Linked DNA regions of Mus musculus: all the other regions are linked to region 3. Evidence: chromatin loops called from intact Hi-C (ENCODE). Cell type or tissue: heart. All regions are shown on one strand.

Evidence for each region. Hi-C counts contacts between places; a loop is a spot of excess contacts. Peaks named below come from ENCODE experiments on the same cell type or tissue, not always from the same donor. Only the 100,000 strongest peaks of a DNase experiment are listed, where the experiment ranks them.
Region 1: it touches region 3 in a loop (2.3-fold over the local background); 12 of 42 quality-filtered maps call a loop at or near these places.
Region 2: a loop joins it to region 3, with 5 times the contacts of the local background. A loop is called at or near these places in 10 of 42 quality-filtered maps.

The regions. Positions count from the first base shown.
Region 1 is chr1:180,245,118-180,253,117 of GRCm38, forward strand. Psen2 (presenilin 2) reads right to left here. Exons shown (of 11, transcript NM_001128605.1): 2 at 497-640. The coding sequence starts at 637. Among named protein-coding and RNA genes, the nearest start is that of Psen2, 7.2 kb to the right of the region's middle. In heart, a CTCF peak has its summit at 4,713; DNase peaks (open chromatin) are centred at 5,114, 5,444 and 6,444; H3K4me3 peaks cover 849 bases; H3K27ac peaks cover 3,562 bases.
Region 2 is chr1:180,847,149-180,855,148 of GRCm38, forward strand. It overlaps Sde2 (SDE2 telomere maintenance homolog (S. pombe)), which reads left to right and starts at 4,003. Exons shown (of 7, transcript NM_145943.1): 1 at 4,003-4,144. The coding sequence starts at 4,025. It also overlaps the pseudogene Gm20305. In heart, CTCF peaks have their summits at 1,187 and 3,565; DNase peaks (open chromatin) are centred at 1,153, 1,663, 2,909 and 3,773; H3K4me3 peaks cover 3,998 bases; H3K27ac peaks cover 4,507 bases.
Region 3 is chr1:180,772,878-180,780,877 of GRCm38, forward strand. It overlaps 2900024J01Rik (a long non-coding RNA gene), which reads left to right and starts at 5,084. Exons shown (of 3, transcript XR_373751.4): 1 at 5,084-5,182. In heart, CTCF peaks have their summits at 1,958 (motif pointing right), 4,854 and 5,061; DNase peaks (open chromatin) are centred at 4,994 and 5,394; H3K4me3 peaks cover 1,732 bases; H3K27ac peaks cover 3,174 bases.

The sequences.
Region 1 (8,000 bases), 530 kb before region 3:
GCAGAAAACATGGAGAGATGCAAGCTGCTCACCTCACAGTCAGGATACAGAAAAAGAGGAGGGGCTGGGGCCTCCTCCAAAGATTTGCCACTCTCCACAAGGTTCCATTTCTTAAAGGTTCTAAGGACATCTCAGTCACAGCACACTAGGGACCAAATCTTCAGCACAAAGGTCTTGGGGAGACATCTCAGATCCAACTTCAGCAAGCCATAAGGCATAGGAGGGGGCTGGACAGATGGCTCAGCAGTTAAGAGTACCTACTGCTCTTGTAAAAGACTTGAGTCCAGTTGCTAACACCCACGTCAGTAAGCTCACAAGTGCGGGTCACTCCAGCTCCAGGGGAGAGGACATTCCCTTATGATCTCCATGGGTACCTTAGCCCATATGCATATACCTCCACGCATATATACATTAATACGCATAATTACAAATAAAAAAAAAGACACAGGAACCCCATGGTCCTGTTTTAAGGCCCATAGTTGCTGGGGGAACCTACCCACTGGGCAGTGCTCTCTCCATCCTCCGGGCCTGGCCTGCCTTCCTGGCAGGAGCGAGATGTGGGGCTCTCGGCTGACATCAAGGACGTCCGCTCATCACACACCTCTTCCTCGCTGTCAGAGGCCATGAATGCGAGCATGGTCTGGAAAAGAAGCACAGGGACAGGCATAGGCAGTGGGGACATGGGGGATGGTTTAGTGGCTTGAACACCAGGCATAGGTCTTGCCTATAACAAGCTTTCTACATACAAGTCAAACAACTGCTCAAAACCGGAGTTCCAGAAGCCAGCACAAGGCCACGGCAGCCTTGCTTGGGACTGGCTTGAGTGGAACTCCTGTCACGTGGAGGAAAATGTCCAGTTAGAACAGTCAGGGTCACTCTGAACTGTCAACATGTTTGTTCAATCGATAAACATCTGTGGGAAGTCTCCTGTGCTTGGCTCCGGAGCTCTAGCCTCGAATAAGTAAACCCTCTCGTCTCGTAAGAACAAAAACATTATCCAACTTGACAAATGGCACATCGACAGAGGATGAAGGAACTTGTCCTCAGAAGCTGAAATTCCATGCTTCCTAGACAGGACTATTGCTGGAGGTGGAGCGAAGAGTGTGCAGATCAGACAATGGCCACACCAAGGCGGCCCGTGTCAGCTCAAGGAAAGCTGGGTGTTGACAAGTGTCCATGTAGCTGGTGATGGTGAGGCAAAGGACAGAGGTCAAGAGGAAGTACTGAAGGGGTGGAGGGAAGTGGCCCAGTGAGGGTTAGACTGAAGGGAACACATGCTAGGTGAGAGGAGCTGACTCAGAGAATAGAATAAAGAAAAAAAACCTAAGATCCTAGCCAAGCTAGGCCAGGCTAGACAAGGTTAGCCCAGGCTAGACCAAGATGAGGAACAGGATGCTACCAAGGAAGGTTAAATGTGATCCAGTGATCCACAGAGTGTCTGTGGGTTGAAAATGGGATACCATTAAGGGTAGGGGTACCTGGGTGTGGGGTACGTAGAGTCTCCAGTTTAAATGTGGAAGCTAAGTCCAGGAGCCACACAGCCAGTAGGGGGAGGTGATCCCTGGAAGTACTCACACTGAGGGTTGGGGGGCAGGGACACCTGCCCCCTGACACAGGACTTCTGCAAGGTTCTCAATAATGTACTCTGACACAGCATCACCCTGTGGCACCCAGTAAAGCTCCAAGTCCCCACATTTTGGGTTCAGGCACAACCTTTGGGAGGATCTGACTGTGCCCACATCTGGACAGACACTGCCACTACCAGCCACATCACCTCAGAGTTGAGCTTTGTGCTATGGAGGTAGAAGCAGGCCTGCTCTTTGTTGAAAGCTTGTCTCCAGATTAGCCACTCTTAGAATTCGTGTGATCTTCAAGTGATTAGACAGGGTCCCTTCACCAAGGCAGAGCCTGTGGCTTCCGAGTGGAAGACAGCCTTCCTGGCTATGGCCTGGATAACTTCCATAAAGACTTCCCTCAATCTGACATTACAGAGATGGTACAGTGTCTGCCTCTGTTTACCTCTCTGACTGGACCTACTATAAAGATACCCTCTGTCCTCACAGAGCCCCCAGAAGCTGCCTCTCGGGGTCTAGCAGACATTAGGAGTGGGAAGACAGCTGCAGAATACCACAGGCACAAGAGGGAGGTGGAGAGGACCAGGCGCTCCGTCTCTTGGGTCTTGAGGGCTGAGAAGGACAGGGCATGGGCCAGAAAGGTATATGAGCTGTGACAGACAGAGACAGAACATTCTGGAAAGATGTAACTATTCAAGTATTATGAACAGGATGGGTACACAACACCATGTTGTCTCAATATGATGGTGAGATCAGGGGACCTGCTAGGGTAGGCCATCCCGGGAAAGGGTCTGAGCATCTGGCCAAGGGGAAGGGAGTGTAATTCAGCCTAGGTATCTCCTAGGAGGGCAGAAGAGAAATGTCCTCTTATGGAGGCCACACACAGCAGAGCATGGCCTAGATGCTGGGTCCACTGCCCTCATACTTGGCATTCTGGAAGCTGAGCTAAGCCCTGTGCTCAGAAGGTGTTCTGTGCCCTAGAGCTTTGGAACCAAGAGTCTCTACAAGAGAACTCAGCTTAAGGGGACATAGCTTCAAAGGTCACCTTGCCCTGACATATGGGGGAATTCTTGCCAAGCAGGGGTCTGCAAGACTATAAGGTCCCCTTCCTCTTTGAGAACTGGCTGTCTGTCATATCTTAAACACACACCCACTAGACCCGAGATCTCTTCCGTATCTCTTCTGGCAACAGTGAATTCTCTTCTCACAGATATCTAGATCAGGGATGTGCCTCGGTGGCAGAGCCTGCCATGCCTGAGGCCTTGGGTTTCATCCACGGCCCCACATCAAAGTTATCCTTAAGCCTGGGTATTCTGTTGCTGGTCTCTTCAATGCTGGGCTAGAGTAGACTATTATCTTATCTGTTGTGGTAAGTACACAGTTCAAGAGTTTATTCTGGCTCTCGCCTCATTGTACAGGCACATCACGGTGGGAGGAGCTTGAAGCAGCTGTCAGTCACATCTCATTGACAGACAGTCAGGGAGCAGGGACCGAGGAATGGATGTAGCTGTTCCGGTTGTTCCTACACACACACACACACACACACACACACACACACACACACACACACACAGAGTCCGGACTGTGCCACCCACCATGAGCTTGTCTTCACACCCCAGCTAACAAAATCAAGATAATTCTCAAAGGCTCATCTCCTAGGCGACTGTAGATTCTGTCAAGTTCACAGTTAACTATCATAGCTGTGCATTGAAAACGTGGACCTGTAAGCTCCACTCTAGCCTAATGTCTGGGCGACGCATTTTGAGATGGTGCCCTACGTTCATATACCCATGGCCTCCCTGGGTTGGGTCAGACTCAGGAAGGCCAGGGAACCTCTTACCCAGTACCTCCCACTCCTATGACTTGTAGGGATGAAGGGGTAAACTGTACAGCCCTTAATCCTGGACACCGGACCTGGTCAGACAGCAACTAGGAAGAGAGGCGTGCAAGCTTCTCAGACTTGCAAAGTCTCCAACAACACCCATGGAGAAAGGGCTGGAAGATCTGGGCATCTGATGCAGGGGGGTATGGAGATATGATAAAATATATGTATAGTAACAAAAGCAGGAAAACCCCAACGCTATGCAAAGATTCAGACCTTTTAGATCCGGAAATGCTACAACTTGGAATTTTATCTAAGAAAAACCATTCATACAAAAATATGTGCTGCAGTTATTTGTTATCATAAAGAGTAAAAATGACTGAAGTTTCTGACTCTCTTCTCTGGTACAGGAACTCCCTCCTCCTCCCCCTCCCCCACTTATCTGCAATTCTACTTCCTGTGGTTATAGTTATCAGTGGTCAAGAACGTGAAGTGGAAAATTCCAGAGTGATCAATCCGTAAGTCTGAAATAGCTTTCGCTGCAGTATATTGCTGCAATTGCTGGTTTGTTGTTATCAATCTTTTGCTGTGCCAAATTTATAAATTAAACTATCACAAATATGTATGTTCAGAAACCAAACCAAACCAAAACACAATTTACACAGGACTTGGTATTCACCACCACTTACAGTATCCACCCATCTGACGAGGACTATTACAGGAGCACCGAAGTCTCACTTCAAAGACTACTTAATAACACTTACGTGACGTTAAATTGAACAGAAAGTAAATGTTCTTATAAACATCTGAATTTCACACACACACACACACACACACACACACACACAGGACTTGGAAAACTATTACAAAATATTAAAAGTCATTATCTTTAAACTGGTTTGTGGGTGATTTTTTTTTTTTTGGCTTTGTATTTTTCTGCATTTCTCCATTTTATCTATTTTCAGACAGGGTCTCGTGTATCCCTCATTGACTTCTAGCTCACTATGTAGCTAAGGATGGCTTTGAACTTCTGATCCTTCTGCCTCCACCTCTCAAGTGCTTGGATCACAGGTATGAACCTCTACATCCAGTTCACGATGTACTAGGGGTACAGCCCAGGGCCTGCCCGCTAGGTAAGTACTTTATGGGGTTACATCTCCAGCTCCACCCCACCCTCGTTTTTAATAATCAATATGGGTTGCATCTTCAACCTACCGATTTTTCTCCTCTTGAGATAAGGTCTCACTAAGTAGCCCTGATTAGTCTGGAACTGGATGGGTAAACCAAGCTGGCCTGGAATTCAGGCTTCGGCCACCAGAGTGCTGGGATTAAAGGCCTGTGCCACAGTGCCTAACAAGCCACTGGTTTGTAAAAGGAAACCATCAACACACAGGGTTTCCTCCCCCGCCAGAATCACCTGCTTGGCCTGGGAAAACAAACGAGAATATAGGAAGCCAATGACATAATCTCCAAAGCCCTGAAAAACAAGGGATGCTTGCGTCTTCCACTCCCTTTAGAACCCCTAAGGGCCGGTCTGCAAGGCCTCTGTCTGCTCTTCAGTCTGAGAGCAGTAAAATCCTTAGAGGGAAAAATCACCACTCGAACTAATGAGCATAGAAAAACAAGCCCCGCTGAGCGATGCCAGGAGGTCCTGGGGGAGCCTGACTCAGCACAGGCAGTGATGCGCAGGGAGCCTTGCCATTGCTGACGTCAGACAACCAGCTCCGCATCCCGAGAGTCCACAGGAAGCACCGAGGGGCTGACAGGGAAGTGTGGACCGTGTGCAGAAGACAGGCTGTTCTGGACGCCCTGCCGGCATGGCAGGGTGGCTGAGGGACTAAGGACCTACCTACCCTCTGCCGACTTTTACTAACTTGAGGGCTGGAAACAGAAGTTGATTAGCTGAACTAAGAAGTTCCCCAACCGGCTGCTGCAATTATCAAGGAAACCGGGTGACCTAATTTTCTCAGACCTGCTTTTCAACAGTGGAGAGAGGCACAGGATTGCCCTGATGTTTAAAATCAGTGGCCCCGGCAGGAAAGAGATTTCGGAATGCCACGGAAAATTCTAGCACCTCATGGGAAATCATACTCCAAACGTGAACTGGAAACTCTGGGCCACAAACAAGTCTATCTGCAGGGAGGTTAGGACACCCTGACACTTTTCCAAAGGGCCAACAGAACAATACCCTTATCTTTCAAAAGGTCACCTTCGGGGTCACATGGCTACTTCCCAGAACTTCCAAAACCCCTGGAAAGTCCCAGTCTTCCTCCACACTAGGGAAGGGTTTCCCCCCCAAACAGGGTACGCCCTGCGACATCTCACACATTCCAGACTTACTTCTAACCCTCAGCACCTGACCATGTATTGGGCTGGTCTATCTGGTACTTGCTGAATGGTTCTCCTGGCTTTTGGGAGATCTCATGCAGAGCTGGAGTTAGAAAGTCAGACCCTAGACCCTCACATGGCTTATGGTCTGCATTAAACACCATTAACTCTGTCTCTCTTGAAATACCTGGGTTGGAGCAATTTTTCTCATTTCATGAAGTCGCCTGGGAGACAGTTAGGAGGAAGAGACAGGGAGGGTGCCTCTAGCAAGCCACCCTCAGGTAAAAACTAGAATTTTTTTCCTTTCTTTTTGTTTTGTTTTTTGAGACTGGGTCTCACTGTATATAGCTCTGGCTGTCCTGGAATTCGCTCTGTAGACCAGGCTGGCCTCAGACTCAGAGATCTGCCTGCTTCTGTCTCCCCAGTGCTAGGATAGGAGTGTGCCACCGCCACCAGGTGCAGAATATTTTTTTCTTTAAATTAGACACAGCAGCCAGTGGCTGCATAGACTAGTGTGACATGAACCATACTTCCTGGACAGCTTCTAGCCATGCAAGGTGGCAGGAGCTATTTCCCCCCCTCTATGAACAGCAGGGTAGGTTCCCTTGTAAGATTGATGTAAGCATCTGGCACAGTGGCTAGTCAGTGAATGGGAGCCTCGATGGGGACAGGAGGGGACATCGAGAGGGGATTAACAAAGCCAGCAGCTGCCCTTCTTTGGAAGCTAGGGAACTGCTAGGCCACCAGACTCACGAACAAGAACAGAACAAAGGCCAGGTCCCAGGGAGATCCTGTTTCCCTCCAGCCTCAGCCTGACGGTGGGAACATTTTGTCAAAGGAAAGGAAACTTCCACAGATGGCGTCAAAGCTGGAGTGAAGACCTTAAGGGCCACTGGCTGGTCCCCCATTTCACAGTTCAGGAAACCAAAGCCCAGGGGAGCTGGGGATGAAGCGAGACTCAAGGAGACAGATAAGGACCAGTTTACAGGTCTCTAAACTGCCCACAGAACGATGTCATCTCCCAGCCAATCAGAACCATCAGGTTCCTGCAGAGACAGGCAACTATCTACACCCACACCCTCTGACTCTTTGAGAGTGTTCTCAGGCATTTGGATGGCGTATATCTTGCTATGGACAAGGATGTATCTAGAAACAGCCCCTGCCCACTCCCAGATCATTCCAGCTCAAAATCCTTTTTTTGTTTTGTTTTGTTTTTGTTGTTGTTGTTGTTTTGAGATAGGGTTTCTCTGTATAGCCCTGGCTGTCCTGGAACTCACTTTGAAGACCAGGCTGGCCTCGAACTCAGAAATCCATCTGCCTCTGCCTCCTGAGTGCTGGGATTAAAGACGTGCGCCACCACCACCCAGCCAGCTCAAAATCCTTAATAAAGTGTCTCACACTCTCCAGACCCAAGGGCTCTCTGAGCCCCTCTCAGTCCTGCCAGTCTGTGAGGCTCAGAGGTGGACCTGCCAACTCTTAGCAATGAAGGAAGGAAGTGGGGTACTGATTTTCTGATTCAGTTCAAAAGACGAGTGGAAAAGTTTTTCGATAGGGGGTTAGTAAAAGCAATGAAGACATTTTCAATGACTCGTCACCAAATTCGGTTTTCTAAGATGTGTCAGGTAGCTTTCTGCTACTAAGGCAAACATTTGAAATACAATTTACATTATTTTAAAACAGGGTAGTTTACTTTGCTTCAGATTTATAAGCTAGTCCAGGGTCAGCTGGGCTTTCAGCTTTGGGCCTGTGGCACACCAAAACTACTCAACTCAGGCCCAGAAGGTGAGAGTGCCAACAGCCTCATGCCTCCAATGACCAGACCTTCCACCAGACCCCGAGACCTGAAATACCCGCAGGGACCCAAAGCAGCGATTCCCAGGCTGAGGGGGAGAGGGTGTCTCTTAAAGACATGTTTTTATAATAAGTATGTATTACTTTTATTTTTAAAAGCATGAGGAAGTTTCTTTCTGAGGTGTAACAGGAAGGCGGTCAGCCTTTCATCCCCTTCATCTGCAAAGACGAACAAAGCAAGCAACCTGTTCTCTGAATCACGGGAGAGGCCACAGACAGCTGTCGCCCTAAGGAGGCCTTAACTTTCCTGAGGATTGACCTGGTGTTTTCTGTCTCCAGAGTGTTCAGGTGGCAGCATTACCATCCCTAAACCCGGGGAGGAAAGACTGCATGTGGACTGAGCACCACTCCCCAGCGGCCATAGCCCGACAGGTGAGCTGACAGTGACAGAAACCTTTGCTGTCTGCGGGTTCCAACTGATCAGA
Region 2 (8,000 bases), 74 kb after region 3:
TGAACTAACCAGTACCCCGGAGCTCTTGACTCTAGCTGCATATGTATCAAAAGATGGTCTAGTCGGCCATCACTGGAAAGAGAGGCCCATTGGACACGCAAACTTTATATGCCCCAGTACAGGGGAACGCCAGGGCCAAAAAGGGGGAGTGGGTGGGTAGGGGAGTGGGGGTGGGTGGGTATGGGGGACTTTTGGTATAGCATTGGAAATGTAAATGAGCTAAATACCTAATAAAAAATGGAAAAAAAAGATATATTACCTACCCCTTCCGCTCAAAGTTCTTTGATTTTTTTTCCCCTCATGTTTGTGTGTGTGTTTGTGGGTATGTGGGAATCCAAAAGTGACTTCAGGAACCTTCCTGTATCCCTCTCCATCTTTCCTTCTTTATTGCAGTGGTCTCTCTCTTGAAACCGGTGCTCACTGATCATGCTCATTTAGCTATGTAGCTTGCTCTGGGGAGTCTCTGGTCTTTGCTTTGTCTTTGATTTTTGAGTGCTGGAATTACAGGTGGGCTGTCATACCCACTTGGCATTTATGTAGGTTCTGGGGACCCAAACTTCAGGCTTTATGCTTGTGTGGTAAGCCCTTTAACCACTGAACCATCTCCTCAGCCCTCAAATATCTTTTCATTACAAAACATTTACATTAATTTGTGTGTGTCTGCGTATGTGCTCGGGCACAGCATGCATGTGGAGGTCAGAGGACAGCTTGTAGCAGAGGTCAGGTTTCTCTCTCCACCATGTGAGTCTGGGGGATGGACCTTGGTCACAAGCATCTTTACCTATCTCTTAGCCTGCCTTCAGATTTCTCCAGGAAACAAGCCACTTGATGGTGTTGGTGAGAACAATGATAAAGAATGTTTTTGTAAGCTAGAGATTTGTTATAATGTAAACTCTATGGAATCCACCCTGAAGGAGGTGCTTGCTGGCAGTACAATGAGGGAGGCTCGGGGTTCGTTATTCAGCCTCGGATCGCGGCTCGGCCCTCTCCTGGGCTCCTTTTCTGCCCTCTCTTTCCCACCATGAGTGTTTAAACACAGCCCTTTTCTACCTCTGTTTCCACCTCACCCTTGCTAGTTCCTGTGATTTTCCATCCAATAAGAGAAGGAGAGTGGAGTTTTGCTTTCCCTGACAGCCAAACATCTTGGGGCTTGCTCCAGGCTCCGCCTTCCACACATCCGCCGCTAGTGTGGACTTCTAGGCTCTTCTCCAGCTGCCGGTTTTTTGTTTTTTTCTTTTTCATTCCCACTAGCCGACCTCATTGTTTCTAGGGCTGAAGCCATCCTATAATACAACACTTGCCAATTTGGGAATTGATGGCAGTTTTGCATTTGTGGCACTGGAGGAGTCAGCTTGTCCCATTGTCCTTTTGTCACGAAAATGGTATTAACAGTATTTCCTTCCCGCTGAGCCTGAACATGGCTGGAAACACAGAAGAGTGTCTGGCGAGTCACACATGGACACAACCTGGAGAAGTCACTGCTTTGGGAGCCTCACTCTTGTTTGTGGGAAGTGCCAGGACCCTGCTCTGCTTCTGGCTCGAGCAGAACAACGTGCCATTTGGCTCCGTCAAGCCCCTGTCATGGGTTGCCACACAAACACTGTCTCGTGCTGTCATTTCCTGGCAGTGAACAATCACTCCACATTGCCTCAGGATCCCATCGTGTCTCTCTCCTGGCAGCTGAACCGGTCCTTAAAAAGCAGATGTACAGCTGGAGTCATTCTTTTGGGAACACAGGCAGGAACAAAGCCAGTGTGGCTTATCTGAACGAGCGCCAAGTGTGGTCCTAGGAGCACAGGGCACAGCTGCATGGATTTGGCAATTGAGGAACTGCTCCCCACCTCCCCCCCCCCCCCATTAACTTGTCACAACCATACAAGTGCCTTCCTGTCATTTCTTCATCTGAAACCATGAGATGGGGGAAGGTGGCTCTCTTTTTACACAATCACTCACAAGCCTCACCCCACAGCACTGGGCACTGGGTATGACAACATAGCTCCAGCAGCCAAGCTAACCAGTTGTTTCTAGCTCTTTCCTCAGTTAGTATATATCATGTTCTTGGCCATGCCTTTCAACTCTGAAGTCTCATTCTCTCTCTCACTATTTAAATGAATTTATAGGTACCAATTCAAATTGGTTTCTGTATCCTCCGAGTAGAATGTCCTAAGTTAGTGGAAAATATGTTTCTTTAGATGCACACCAGGAATAATTAAGTTAGACTGTAATCCATCAAACAGCCAACTAATATTTATGTAACATCTATTTTGTGTATTTCACGGTGTAAGGAGCTCATTGTGAAGGTTTAACAGATTATAGATTGCTCAAGAGGTCTGTGTCCTTGAAAAGCTAATAATGGTTATTTTGTATTTTAAATGACAAATGCTTGCTGGTTGCTTGGGTCTTCTTCATAACAGAGATTTAAATATAACCGAGGGGTAAAGAGTGAATTCATTCAGACATTAGGTTTTTGGAGAGCAGTAGTAGATAGTTGTAATAAATGACGTGGACTTTTCTTGTTAGAAGGGAATCCTTCTGGGACTTTCCAGCTTACAAAGCATTATTCTGACAAAGAAATGTTACATAACCCTAAACTGACCATGATCTGGTTCCTTGCAGAAGAAGAAGCTGCCAGGCTCTTGAAATGGTCATTTGATTCCCAAAAGGTGAAAAAAATAAATTAGCAGTTAGGACCACATGCTAACGGACAGAATGGGAAAAGATGGAAGGTCACATGCTTCCCAGTTTGTCTGGAAGGTCACATGCTTCCCAGTTTGTCCTGCTTACGTATCGGATGAGACGCCTGTAGGCCTCTGGGTTACTACTACAACACTCATAAAATACTGCTTCTATGCACAACATGCTTTGTGTAATTATTCTTCATCTCCTGGAATCTTCATGGAGGCCCGCTTTCCCGCCTGTGTGCACCAACAGATCTATAACTCCACAGAACTGCAAGTCCTATTTTTGTTCATTTTCACAGTTAAAGGATTTCAAGATTTTGTGCTTTCTCCTCAGCGATTAGTTCCATCGGCCTGCATCTTAACAGCCGAGAATATGGCTCTGCGGGCCAGGGCATCTGTGTTCAGGAGACTGAGTTATCCTCCCGATAATCCTCCCAGCTTCATGCTAGCAGCTTTTAAATTGTTTAGTATTTCAGAGACAACATCATCTCAGCATATTAAATATTAAGGGCCTCCCTCAGCACCCGAACCTTAAAGTTGTTCTCTGTAAAATCTGCGCGAGTGTTCCCAGGGCACAGAAAGAACGTTACAGCGGGGGTTTTTGGAAGCAGTATGGCTATAAACGTCACTCCCGCCCCTGCCGTTCACAAGGGCCCATTTGCTGTGAAATATTTTGAAAACACAGCTGAAGCGGGGACAGCGCAGAGCGCAAACATGCAAAAATAGGAACGAGCCGAACGTGATGGAAGGAACGTGAAGGGGGGTTCAGGAAATGAACATAAACCTCTAGGGAACTACGCAGGCCGGGGCTGCGGTTTGGGGACCACTGGGGGCCGTTCTCTAGGACTGGGAGGCCTCGCGGGTAGAGGAAGCCGTTTTTCTCCCCGCAGCACCGGGAAGCAGTGGCTGCCTGGGACACAGCCCTCCCAATCCCAAAAATAGCTGCACAAACCGGAGTGGCGCGCTGGCCTGCGGCGCTGGGCGGAGCCACGGGCAGCTTATCACCCCCAGCCAAAGCGCTGTAGCCCAAGCGCAGCAACCGCGCCCAGAGCTCGCCCTTTATAGCCAGTCCCTTGAGCCCCGCCCTAGCAACCGCCCCTAGCAACGCCTAGCTCCAGCGCTCCGCGGTCTTATCGGCCTCAGGCAGGCCTTTCCTGTCCCCCTCCCCCACGCCAGCTCGCGTGACGCCGGGCCACGTGACCGCCTTCCGGAAAGGCGGGGGTGAGTGGTGGAAACCCGGGAGGCGGGGCGCTGGAAGACGAGGCCTTCCGTCATCGAGATGCGACCGGATGGCTGTGTCGCCTAGTGCCTGTCGCAGTCCAGAGGTTCCGTCACCAGACGAAATGGCGGAGGCTGCGGTGGTGGCGTGGGTTCGCGGCCCCGGTACCGTGTGGAAGGCGCTGCCGTGTGCCTCGGTTGGGTGCTCCGTGCGCGATGTGATCTACCGACACTGCCAGGAACAGGTGAGGATGGCGGTTCCCGGGAAATGGGGGAAAGAGATCACCAAGCCAGGCTGGGTTCGTCGTTGGGTGTTTCTGACTAATATGGGGACATTCCTCTGCTAGTCTATGGCAGTCGTTGTTTTGTCCCCACGTCGTAAGAGAATCTCCGTCCATTTACTGCGCTTTGTCCAACCTCGACTACAAACTCTCGTTCTGTTTCTTTTATCCCCCCAAATGATACCTTTAAGGTTCTCTTCTTACATTCACATTATAGATAGGAATATGCTTTCTTACCGACCCTCAGGACACCCATCCAGGCCAAAGAACGGTTAGAGAAGGATATGGAGTCATCCTGACAGAGCCAATCACTCACAGATATTCTTGGGCCTCTTTAGACTCTGCCATGTGGATATAAAACCCTGGTTAAGTGCTTCTAAAGTTTTAAGCTTTAATTCCCAAAGAAGCAGGCTTATACTGACTAGGAAATCTCAAACCTCTTCAATCATCTAAAGAGTTTACTGGGTTCCCTGAGTCTAATTTTAATCTGGGCGTTTGGTATAGAACAGTTTTTCTGTATGACTGCGCCTTCGTTGTAGTCTGTTTTCTCTGCTTGTTATGTAGAAACATAACAAATGTTAAAATACCAAATCTGTTCCTAAAGAGACTTGGATGAGTTCCAAGAAGAATATGTGATTTTCTAATTTCTTTGTCCTTTAAAAAACAAGGACAAGAAAGTCTTTCCTTGTAGCCCAGGATGTTCTGAACATACTGGAGGGCTGGGATTATTGGTGTGTCCCACCACATCTAGCCTTTGTTTTCTTCTCTATTCTGCGGTCTAGTAAGAAAAACAGAACCTTTTTTTAGCCATTCGAATTCAGATACTTTCCAAAACAGGTGACTTTTCAATGTATTTGAAGAATAATTTTCAAGTTTTATTTTTAAACTTAAAATTGATCCATAAACAATAGAATCTTAACAATGAGGAGTGTTGGAAATACACTTTTTTGAAAGGACACAGAAATAAGGCTGGGCCTGGTGGTGTATGCCTCTAATCTCAGCACTTGAGAGGTTTGGGGGTTCTTAGCCACGTCTCTATAGTGGTTTTGGGGCAGCCTGGACTATGTGAAACCCTGCTTGAAAGCAAAACAGCCTCCTATCACCTCGTCCTTAGATTTAACAGAGGCACTGTACATGGACTATGGGAGTCCAGACATCCAGAAAAAACCCCCAATAGAATTGAGTTTGGAGAACAGGTAAGCAGAAGCAGTTATCAGAGAGCATTTGAGTCTGTCTGTTACTTAACAACAGTAAATGTGAGTGCAAGCAGCTTACTAAGGACAGTTTGATGAAATAGGAAAAATCAAGATAGTTCAAGTTCAAGCTATACTTTTTAAAGCAAAACGGTTCTGATCCATGAAGAAGTTTTATCTCTCGCTGAGAGAGGAAGACCTCTGCCCTGTTGATCATTAGCCTTAACAGACATCAGTAAAGGTGACTACAAGTTAATAGGAGACTCCCAAGGACATACTGCAGTAGTAAAATGCTGTAAGGACCTTGACAATCTACTCCTTTCTTATTTGCTGGGGGAAAAGTTGGTTTTAAAAACTGGAGATGAGAAGAATTCGGCTGCTGAAGGTGTCAGTAAGACAGCAACTTTCTGCTGCCCTTTGTCATGAAGGCCCAGGTGTGTGTACAACTTCCAATTAGGGGTTCCTGAGTAGAATATTCTGCATCCAAAATGTGTATTTCCAAGGGAAGAGGAGCCTGGTGTGTTCAACGGTTCAAGCCTGACGTTGGTCATTTAAGTTTCTCTTAACCTCTTTTCTTGTAGCGATGCTTGGTTTTCTTGTTAGGAACTGGAGACATTTGCCATGGTTTCTCTGTTTGCAGCTCCTCACGGCAGAGGGTCAGTACATTTGACCTTAGTGGACTGCACGTTGTCTCTGGTGCTTAGGCTGGTAGGCTGATCCTGCAAAGGTGTGGGTGAATACAGTGTATTGGAACATTTATAATCTACACATTTGGGAAATGTATAATCTACACATTTGATAAAATAGGAAATTCTTCCAAATTCTTTTTTCTACTAGAAACTTAATAGACAGGATTTTTTTTTAAAGATTTATTTATTCTATGTGAGTACACTGTTGCTCTCTTCAGACACAGCAGAGAGGGCATCAGATCTCATTACAAGTGGTTGTAAGCCACCATGTGGTTGCTGGGAATTGAACTCAGGACCTCTGGAAGAGCAGTCAGTGCTCTTAACCATGGAGCCATCTCTCCAGCCCAATAGACAGGAATCTTAACTAGAAAAGCAAGGGGTTGGGTGATGGCCTAATGGTTGCTCTTCCAGAGGTCTCAGATTTGGCTTTTAGCACCAGTGTCAGGCAGATCACAAACCACTGTAACCCCAGCTGTCCCCAGGGATGTGGACGACTCTGACCTCTGAAGGCACCTGCACCAACATGCCCATACTTATATACAGACATGTCATACACTTACACACAATGAAAAGGGATTTAAAAAATTTTTTTAATTAATTAATTAATTTATTATATGTGTGTATACTGTAGCTGTCTTCAGACACTCCAGAAAAGGACATCAGATTTTTTGTTACGGACGGTTGTGAGCCACCATGTGGTTGCTGGGATTTGAACTCAGGACCTTTGGAAGAGCAGTCGGTGCTCTTAACCACTGAGCCATCTCTCCAGCCAGAAAAGGGATTTTAAAAGGAAATCTTTTTGTAAAAAGGAAATAAAGTACAGCTTTTTTTTTTTTTGGGGGGGGGATACTTTTAATCTTCACTGTGTGAGGAATTACAAAAACAATAAATTAAGCCATATATTAAACCAAAATTTCCTTTATACAAAGTATTAAAATACAATTGTATTTCTAAATGAAATCATAGGCATACAGTTGTTGTCATTAAGTAAACTAAGCCAAATGCTATACATTAAAGAGAAACATCAATAAGGCAAATGTATGAATGAAGACACTTCTGAACTCCCCCATTTCATCGAGCATCAAAAACCACCAATCTTTTAGTCCTTTTCTTGTACATTATTCTGTATCCACATTCTCTGCATCTGATGGGATCCCTGGACTTTATCTCATTTTCGGTGTGACACTCTCCACAAATATCTATCATTGGCTGCTGCTTTGGTGGTTGAACATCTTTCTGAGCGTCCATTGGTAGTGCCTCCTCAGCTGGAAGAAGCGCCCCTTCTCTGACTAAAGTACAGCTTTGATGCAGTCTTTGCCCCTCTCTGAACAATTTTGTTTGGAAATAAAGTTTCTGCTTTCACATTGTCTTTCAAAATTATTTAAAAATTTGGAGTGAGTCGCTTTAATACCAGCGTCAGGGAGGCAGAGGCATGTGAGTTTGAAGATAGCCTGGTCTATAGTGAGAACTCCAGGACAGCCAGGGCTATGAAGAGAAACCCTGTCTCAAAACAAAACAAAAAATTCATATACAATATGTATTACATATAAAGATGTTAAAGTGGTTTTTAGTTTAAAAACAATATGAGGTGAATCTTTACAACTTAAGGTAGACAGTTACATGGACTAAACAACCCTTTATCCTAATTTTGTGTAGATGCCCCCAGTCCCCAGCTGGGGAAGCCCTATCTCTTGTTTGCAGTGGTGTCTCCTGTACCTTTCCATCACTGAGAAGGAAAGAGATTGCTTCTCTTCACATTAGCACTTCTGTCTTTCAGCCCTGTGTGCAGCCTGCCCTTCTCTTGCTGTGGGTGAACTGTCATTATTCTACAATTAATTTGTAATTACCTTCTTTGTATAGTTAGGCTCTCTTGATGACATAGCCAAGAGAGTCTCTGTTGGAGGATTGTCTCTACCAAATTGACCTGTGGGATTATCT
Region 3 (8,000 bases):
GCTAGAAGCTTCCAGGACTAGGCCTAGGTTAGCAGAAGATGGAGCCAGTAATTACAATTAGATCAGAAGAAAAAAATAATTTTACATTTGATGTCCAACATGGTTGGAAGAGAAACCCAAGGTGATTAAGAGAAAAGTCGCCAACAGAAGACAGGAGACGCCGGGCGTGTTGGCGCATGCCTTTAATCCCAGCACTCGGGAGGCAGAGGCAGGCGGATTTCTGAGTTCGAGGCCAGCCTGGTCTACAAAGTGAGTTCCAGGACAGCCAGAGCTACACAGAGAAACCCTGTCTCGAAAAAAGAAAGAAGACAGGAGACAATTACATCTAGAGAATAACAAATACTTGTACACAGGCCATCAGTGTTTGTCCCAGCTGGCTAGCTTCAGCCACATCTCCTCCTAGGTCTGAATTGGCCCTCTCATCCTCTGGTCTTGGCTGTCATTGCTCTGAGCCATCAACCCAGTCCCTTCCAGTTCTGGTGTTGGAGGTATTCCTGGCAGATACTTGTTTAATTCCATGGGTGTAGAAATGTTTTCTGCATCTCTGAGAGCCAAAACCTCTCAGCTGAAACACCAAACAGACCCTGACTCCTCAGCCCCAGCCAGGTGCTAGGGGTGGAGGCACAGGGGTGGCTCAGGTTGTCCCCCAAAGCCCATTTGCTCCTAGACTTACCTAATGAGCCAGGGTCTAGAATTGGTGAAGCATTGCCTAACATGTGCCAGGCCCTAGCTGGATTTTCTTAAAGCAGGTAGGCACTGGGGAAGCTGAGGCTGGAGGATTGCATCCAGTTCAAGGCCTATGCAGGTTATAAAGCAAGATCCCTAGGCCCAAATCAAACAAAAACAATGTAAATAGCTGGGTGTGGTGGCGCATGCCTTTAATCTCAGCACCTCAGGGAGGCAGAGGCAGGTGGATTTCTGAGTTTGAGGCCAGCCTGGTCTACAAAGTGAGTTCCAGAATAGCCAGGGCTACATAGAGAAACCCTGTCTTGGGAAAACAACAACAACAAAAAAACAAAAAACAAAACAAAACAAAAACAAAAAAACAACATAAATAACCAGAACTGGAGAGATGGCTCAGTGGCATACATTACTACCCTCTAACCTGATTGAGTTTGATCTCTGGGACTCATTGGACAAACCTGATGTCCAAAGTTACCTCTATATATGTACCGTGGCACGTGTGGGTATCCCTCCACAAAATAAATAAAAGTGCAAAAGATACCACTGGTAGAAAGCTAGGGTCTTGCACCGTTGCACTGTGCTGGTCTCGTGAGGACTGTCTCAACCTCCTGTGTAGCTGGGACCAGAGGAATGTGCCAGCACCATGCTTGGCTGGCTCCCTTCTGCCCTTATATGCTTTGATCTGTTGGGCTCGGGTATAGCTGTAGGGTAAAATGATTGCCAAGCATTTAGAGGACCCAGATTCCATCCCCAGCCTACACAGGAAGAAATCTGAACTACGTGGCAGTGTAAGTTACACAACAGGTATGTAGACAAAATCATAAAAGCCAGGCAGGACGGTGTGTATCCTTAATCCTAGCCCTTGGGAGGTAGAGCCAAGAGGACCGAAAGTTCAAGGCCAATGTCAGAAATATAGTGAGTGTCTGGGCAACAAGAGGTCCTGTCTTTAAAAAAAAAGATAATGGGCCGGAGAGTTGGCTCAGTGGTTAGGAACACTGACTGCTCTTCCAGAGGTTCAATTCCCAGCAACCACATGGTGGCTCACAACCATCTGTAATGGGATCCGATGATGCCCTCTTCTGGTGTGTCTGAAGACAGCAACAGTGTACTCACACACATGAAATAAATAAATAAATCTTTTTAAAAAATGCACATGCATGCAAAATTTAAAAAACAAGATAATAACAACAACAACAAGGAAAAAGAACAATTGTTTTATTGTATGTGTACGGGAGCTTTGCCTGCATGTACATCTGTGTACTAGCTCTATGCAGTACTTGAAGAGGCCAGAAGAGGGCGCCTGAGGTCATGGAGCTGGAGCTGAAGAGTTGGGAGCTGCCATGTTGGTGCTGTGAATTGCACCCAGGTCTCCTAGAAGAGCAACCAGTGCTCTTAACCCTTGAGCCATCTTTCTAGCCCCCCACGCCAAAGTTTTATAAATCCTGAAGTATATAAAAGGAAAGTGGAGAATCATAATAGCATAACACAGGAATCCTTGAGAGAACAAGCTGGTGTTGGGGGAGGGGGGACCCAAAGGTAATGATTGATGGGGCAGTGTTCTGTCTGGGGAGGCAGCCGAAGAACCCACTGTAGGAAGATTAGGGGACACAGAGGGAAACTGAGACCTCTGTGACCCTTAGAGACCAGTTCTGCCCGCCAGCTCCCTGCCCAGGCTGAGCATTTCACTCCTAGCTAACCAGTGCTCTTCCAGCTATTACCTAGAATACTGGGAATACCTGGGAATACCTAGGATATTGCTGGGGTTAACTGTTCACCCACTGGGAGAAGAACCTCACTTCTGCCTTCCCGGGGTAGGTGCCAAGGCACTGTGGGCTCGGCAGTAATGAGACAGACAAGAAAAGTGAACGCATGTCCCTGCAGGAGGGGAGCTACCGCTACCAGGAGCCCCCAGCTGGCCAGGGGTGGGATTGGCTTGCCTCCTAGCCAGGTTCAAGGTTCCTAACACAGAGCATCCTTCCAGAGGTGCACCCCTATCCCGCCAGCTGCTCAGGAAGTGGGGAGAGGCTGGCAGAGACGATCTGCACTACCGCAGTAGTGCTCCTCCTCATCCAACGCTCGCGAGACAGATCAGTCCCCAGGAAGAGAGGGCACTGGTTTCAGTCTAGATATCCTCACAGACATCTGAGTCCTTTCCTACCTGAAGTGATGAGGTGATGCCCCAGAGGCCCAGAGTAACAGGCTTGTTCTCTGCTCTGGGATGGGGCCCCACCATCCACTAACCCTTCCTTCATCTGGTGCATGACAAACTGCCCTTTCCCCATAGAAGGGCTGGCTGTACAGTGGGAGGGAGGTCCTCTCCCTAAGGTCCTCCCCTGTCCCAGTCCCCCTTGTCTCTGAAGGGGGTCCATCATCCCACTTAATGTAAATTACACTCAAAGAAATGGTCCTTAGATCCCTCCCCCTTTCTCCCCTCTGTTTCTGTCCGTGACTTCATGTCCAGGACTTGGAATAGTGCCAGGACCACACTCAGGATGGGGCCCTAAGAGAAAATCAGCAACCAAGTAGCAAGAAGACAAAAGAGAGTGAACAAGAAAAAAAAAAAAAAAGGTATGAAAATAGGCTTAGCTGCTTTGGGGTTTTCCTTTGTGTTTATTTTTAGCAAGGATTGTGTGCCTAGCTCTGCAGTAAAACAGCTGATGCTACCAATCTTTGTTCCAGGGATCTGCCCGAGGCAACCTCACAGGTTTCTGCAGCCCAAAGGGAAGGTGATGGGTTGCCTGGCCCACCCAAGCTGAATCCAGAGCATTAGTCTCACAGGACCTTTTCCCTCTCGTGGTACCTTCTGGGTATGGAGGAAACGAGAAGCCAAGTGCTTTGGACAAGGCTGGAAGCTGAAGAGGCAGCCCTGCTTGCGGGCTTAAGCTTCCAGAATGGATCTCCTGCTGGCGTCTGCAGGGAGAGGCTGAAATGCCCAGGAGAGATCTCCACATCAGGCATCCGGAGGAGGCAGAAGAGAGGCCACCACTGTTGGGTCTCACACTCCATTTTGGATTTGCCTTTGAGGATCCCCACCCCCGACTTCCCCAAGGGGAAGGGCTAAGGGAAAACTATTTAGTTGGTGAACCCTACCTTAAGACGCCAGATTCTGGCACAGTCCCCTGTCAAGCTAGTGCAAGCCATCTGGGAGAACCACATGGGCCCTGAGCTTCCAAGAGACCCTGAAGGCTGGAAGGCGGACATTAGGAAATAAATACTTTACCTCTGTCCTTCCGTGTCTCAATACTGGTGACTTGTGGGCACTGCCCTCCACGCAGAGCTGGACAGAGTCCCTGCACAGAATAGGCCTGGTCATCCTGAGCAAGAAGATTAACAGAGCGGGGCAGTGGTGGTGCACACCTTTAATCCCAGCACGTTGGGAGGCAGAGGCAGGCGGATTTCTGAGTTCGAGGCCAGCCTGGTCTACAGGGTGAATTCCAGGACAGCCAGGGCTACACAGAGAAACCCTGTCTCGGGAAAGAAGAAGGAGGAGGAGGAGGAGGAGGAGGAGGAGGAGGAGGAGGAGGAGGAGGAGGAGGAGGAGGAGGAAGATGATTACCAGAGCACCCTGCAGAGGACTCTAGAATTCTGAGGAAGAGACGGTGTGACACAGGGACTTTAATTCATACTCTGGACAGTTAACACTTGAGGTGTCCAGGGATCACCACTTCAGGGATGACTAAATTACTGCTTATCTACATAAACACCCAAAAGAGTCATAAATTAAGGTTCTTTTGCAAAGTGATTTATGTACCATATGTGACCTGAGAGAAAGAGTGATCTGGCTGGCACTTCTGGCCCAAGGAACTTCTGAAAATCCAGCGAGCTGTGGTCTGGGGCTGGAGCTGCCGGTCGTGTGGTTCCGGGGCCGCTACTGCAGGAAAACAGCTGTGCTTCTTTCTAAGAGATCCTGTTGTACACACCAGGCCTTGCACTGAGTAACAAAACAACACTACGACCTCTAATGTCTGTGTCTGTGACTGGAGACAGTCTTGCAAGGTGGTGGCGAGGAGGCCACAAGCTTTCGAATATCAAATTTCTGCTGCAGCGCCTTGCGGCTGTGAAACCATAGCAAGGTCAGAACCAGGGTCCCAACCTCTCCAGGGCCCCGAGGCTCATGGTCTCCCACTGCAGGAGCATACCTGCTTCCGGGACCAGCTTTCTTTTGGGGGAACGGCGCGGCCTAGCGGCCTCTGGTAACCGATGCAAGGATCCCTCTCTTCCCTCTCCCTTCCCCCTCCCGAGTCCCAGCTCTTGGTTTGCGCCTTGGCCTCGGGATCTTCCGGGTCCCACCGCGCGCTGCTCGCGGGCAAGCCGCTGGGCTCTGGCGCCTTGAGCATCCGAGCAGGTCCTGCCCCCGCCGTAGGCGTGGGGACCTAGAGCTGCCCTCCGCTCCTTGTCCCGGGCCAGAGGCGGACACTAGGCGGTAGAAGCAGCTGCAGGGTCTGCCCTGCCCCCGCCCCGCGCGGAGAGCTGCTGCCAGGAACAGCAATATTAATAGGTACAAACTTCCTGGAAAGATTTTCGTCTTCGCGGTAAATGACCCCTCCTTGTCTGCCGGGGCAGGCGACGGGGAAGCCTGGGACCCACAGGAGCCAGGGACATTTGGGACCCATGGAGCTGTGGCTCACGAGAGCTGAGGTTCATTGGTTGGGGACCCACTCGGTGGGCAGGTCACAGACACCGTAGGGCAGGGCTGGGCTCGCCTTGGTAAATTAGGCGTTGGAGCCGCGACGCCCGATTGCCATTCCTCGGGAGCGCGCACGCCCTGGGCCACCCCGCCCGTATGCAGCGGCCGTAGCTCCTCCTCCGGATCGGGCTTCGGGGACCTTTGGTCACTTAGGAGCACCCAAACAACTCTGCAGCTGGTGCCCATAGGTGCGCGTCATTCCTTTCTCTAGAATTACCTGGCCCAGAAGCAGTTGTAGCCAAAGCCACCTCTCTCTTTCCCAGTCGCCAAGAGAGGACGGATCAGGAAGCGTCCCACCGGCCGCTTGGGCGCTGTGTGGTCAGTCCATGCCTGCATCTTGCGGATAGTCAGGTCCCAGTGCCTCCGCAGGAGGCTCACTCCCCGTACGGTGGCTGGAGTTCCCAAACCCTTTTTTTTTTTTACAACTCTGGACAGGGCGCCTGTTCTAGATTGGTTGGAGGTGTTTTCCCACCTGAAAGTCATCATTCATTGAAAATATTTATTGAAGCCGATGTGGTGGGAAGCTTGTAATTCCAGCACTCTGGAGGCAGAGGGAAGAGGATCTCCCATAGGTAAAGTTAGCCAGGTACTGAGCCCTTGACTTAAACAAACAAATTATCGCTACAAAGCAAACACAAAAATCCTCTTTCCCAAAACTTGAAAAAAAAAAAAAAAAGACAGAATTGAAACATACATGTGGGCAGATGGCCATGGAAGCTCACGGGAGGAGAGGCAGGAAGAGGATGGAGCAGGACAGAGCTGTGTAGACGTGTTTAGTGTTGGGACTGGGTGGTTGGGAAAGAGCAAGCCAGCCTCACAGGCTCACTCCCAAAGATGAAGACTGGCCCTGCTGGTTCCACCGGTGGTGTGGGAGTCAGAACGGCAGTTTGGGGCATGCTGGGTTTGATGCACACATTGGACATCCAAGGGTAGGGCGGAACAGATACTGGTCAGACAGGTCTCCATGCGAGATGCGAGACAGGGGAAAACACCTGAAGGAACCACCAGCCAGCCACCTCTGCTTATGGAGTGCGTGACGGTACAGTATGCGTAGGTGTAGCTAGCTTGAAACTCTCTGTAGATCAGGCTGGCCTCGATGGAAAGATCAGCCTGCCTCAGTCTCCTGAGTTGCTGTCATCCCAGTCGGAACTAAAAAATTTAAATTTAACTAATTTAAATTGAAAACAGGTTATTGACTCAGTTATTTGAAAATCTTTATTCTGTCTGAAACAACTAGGGTATAGACATCTGTTTTTTCAATGGCTTTCACATTGGGTGGTTTATAGTCGCCTCTAAGTCCAGCTCCCTGGAGTCAGAAACTCATTTTATTTTATTTTATTTTATTTTATTTTATTTTATTTTAGTGTATGGGTGTGTTGCTCATGTGTCTGTACACTACATGCATGCCTACTGCCCAGGGAAGCTAAAGAGGGCATAGAATCCTCTGGGTCAGCTACTCGAAAATCTTCAACAAGTCCTCCTCCTCCTCCTACTCCTCCTCCTCCTCCTCTCCTTCCTGTTTGTTTTTGTTTTATTTTGAGGCGAGGAGGTCTTTTTATGTATCCCTACCTGATCTGGAACTCTGTATACCAGGCTAGCCTCAAACTCACAGAGATCCTCCTGCCTCTGCCTCCTGAGTGCTGGGATTGCGCTTCCTAAGAAGCCGGGATGGTCGGTGATGTGTTTCCAAGGCCTGGCACAGGGACCACAGAAGGGCTCTGATTTATCCCTGATTCCTGAATATTTCAGGCGCTCAGATGCTCACAAGAATTCTGGTGTGTGTGTGTGTGTGTGTGTGTGTGCACTCGCACATGCACATGAATATAATCCAGGATTTCATGTAAAATGAGATACAAAGCCACGAGGAACAGGAGTCACTGGGTGTGGAAGGAGACCAGGCACTCCGGAGATGTTTCTCTCACTACTCATTATTAGCCCCAGGGATCCCCAAGGAGGGGCCTTTGTGTATCTTTCCTTTCCTGTTAAACCTAACAGAGTCCAAGACCAAAGGAACACCAAGCTGATAGTGGCCCTTCCTCATTCTAGGCTCCAGAGATGCCCTGAAGCAAGGTGCAGAGACCAGAGGCTTACTGCCTCTCTGCATTTTGAAGTTATCATTGCCTCCCATCTATGATTGCTTGATGCACCAAGCTCCCAGAAGAACCAGGAATCAGGCCGAGCAAAGTTCACGCTGGGAGCTTTGACCGGTCTGCACGGACCGCTCAGGTGTCCTGGCCCTCCAGCTCACATCACGCATTACCATTTTGTTCCTTAGCCACCGTGACTTTGCCCACACTCCTGGTCCTGCTTAGTTGTTTTTGATGGCTATTAGGGAATCCAGTGAGCAGTGAAGGGTGGAGCATTCCAAGAGGAGTCAGGAAAATACAGCAGAGGTGCCTAGGCAGCAAGGTCCTCGGTGATATGGGAGAAGAACCAAGTTGGAGCTGTGCTGGGTCTGGGCTGGATAAAGATGTATTTCCCAGGAGTGAGGGGACACTGAAGCAATGGAGAGGCATCTCGTGTGCTGTCTTCTGGGGATAAGGAATAGATGGAGGACAAAGGCAACTAAGAAGGTGTCACATTGTCCCCTATACCCTTCTTCATTCAATTTCCATATCCCGGCAAGAAC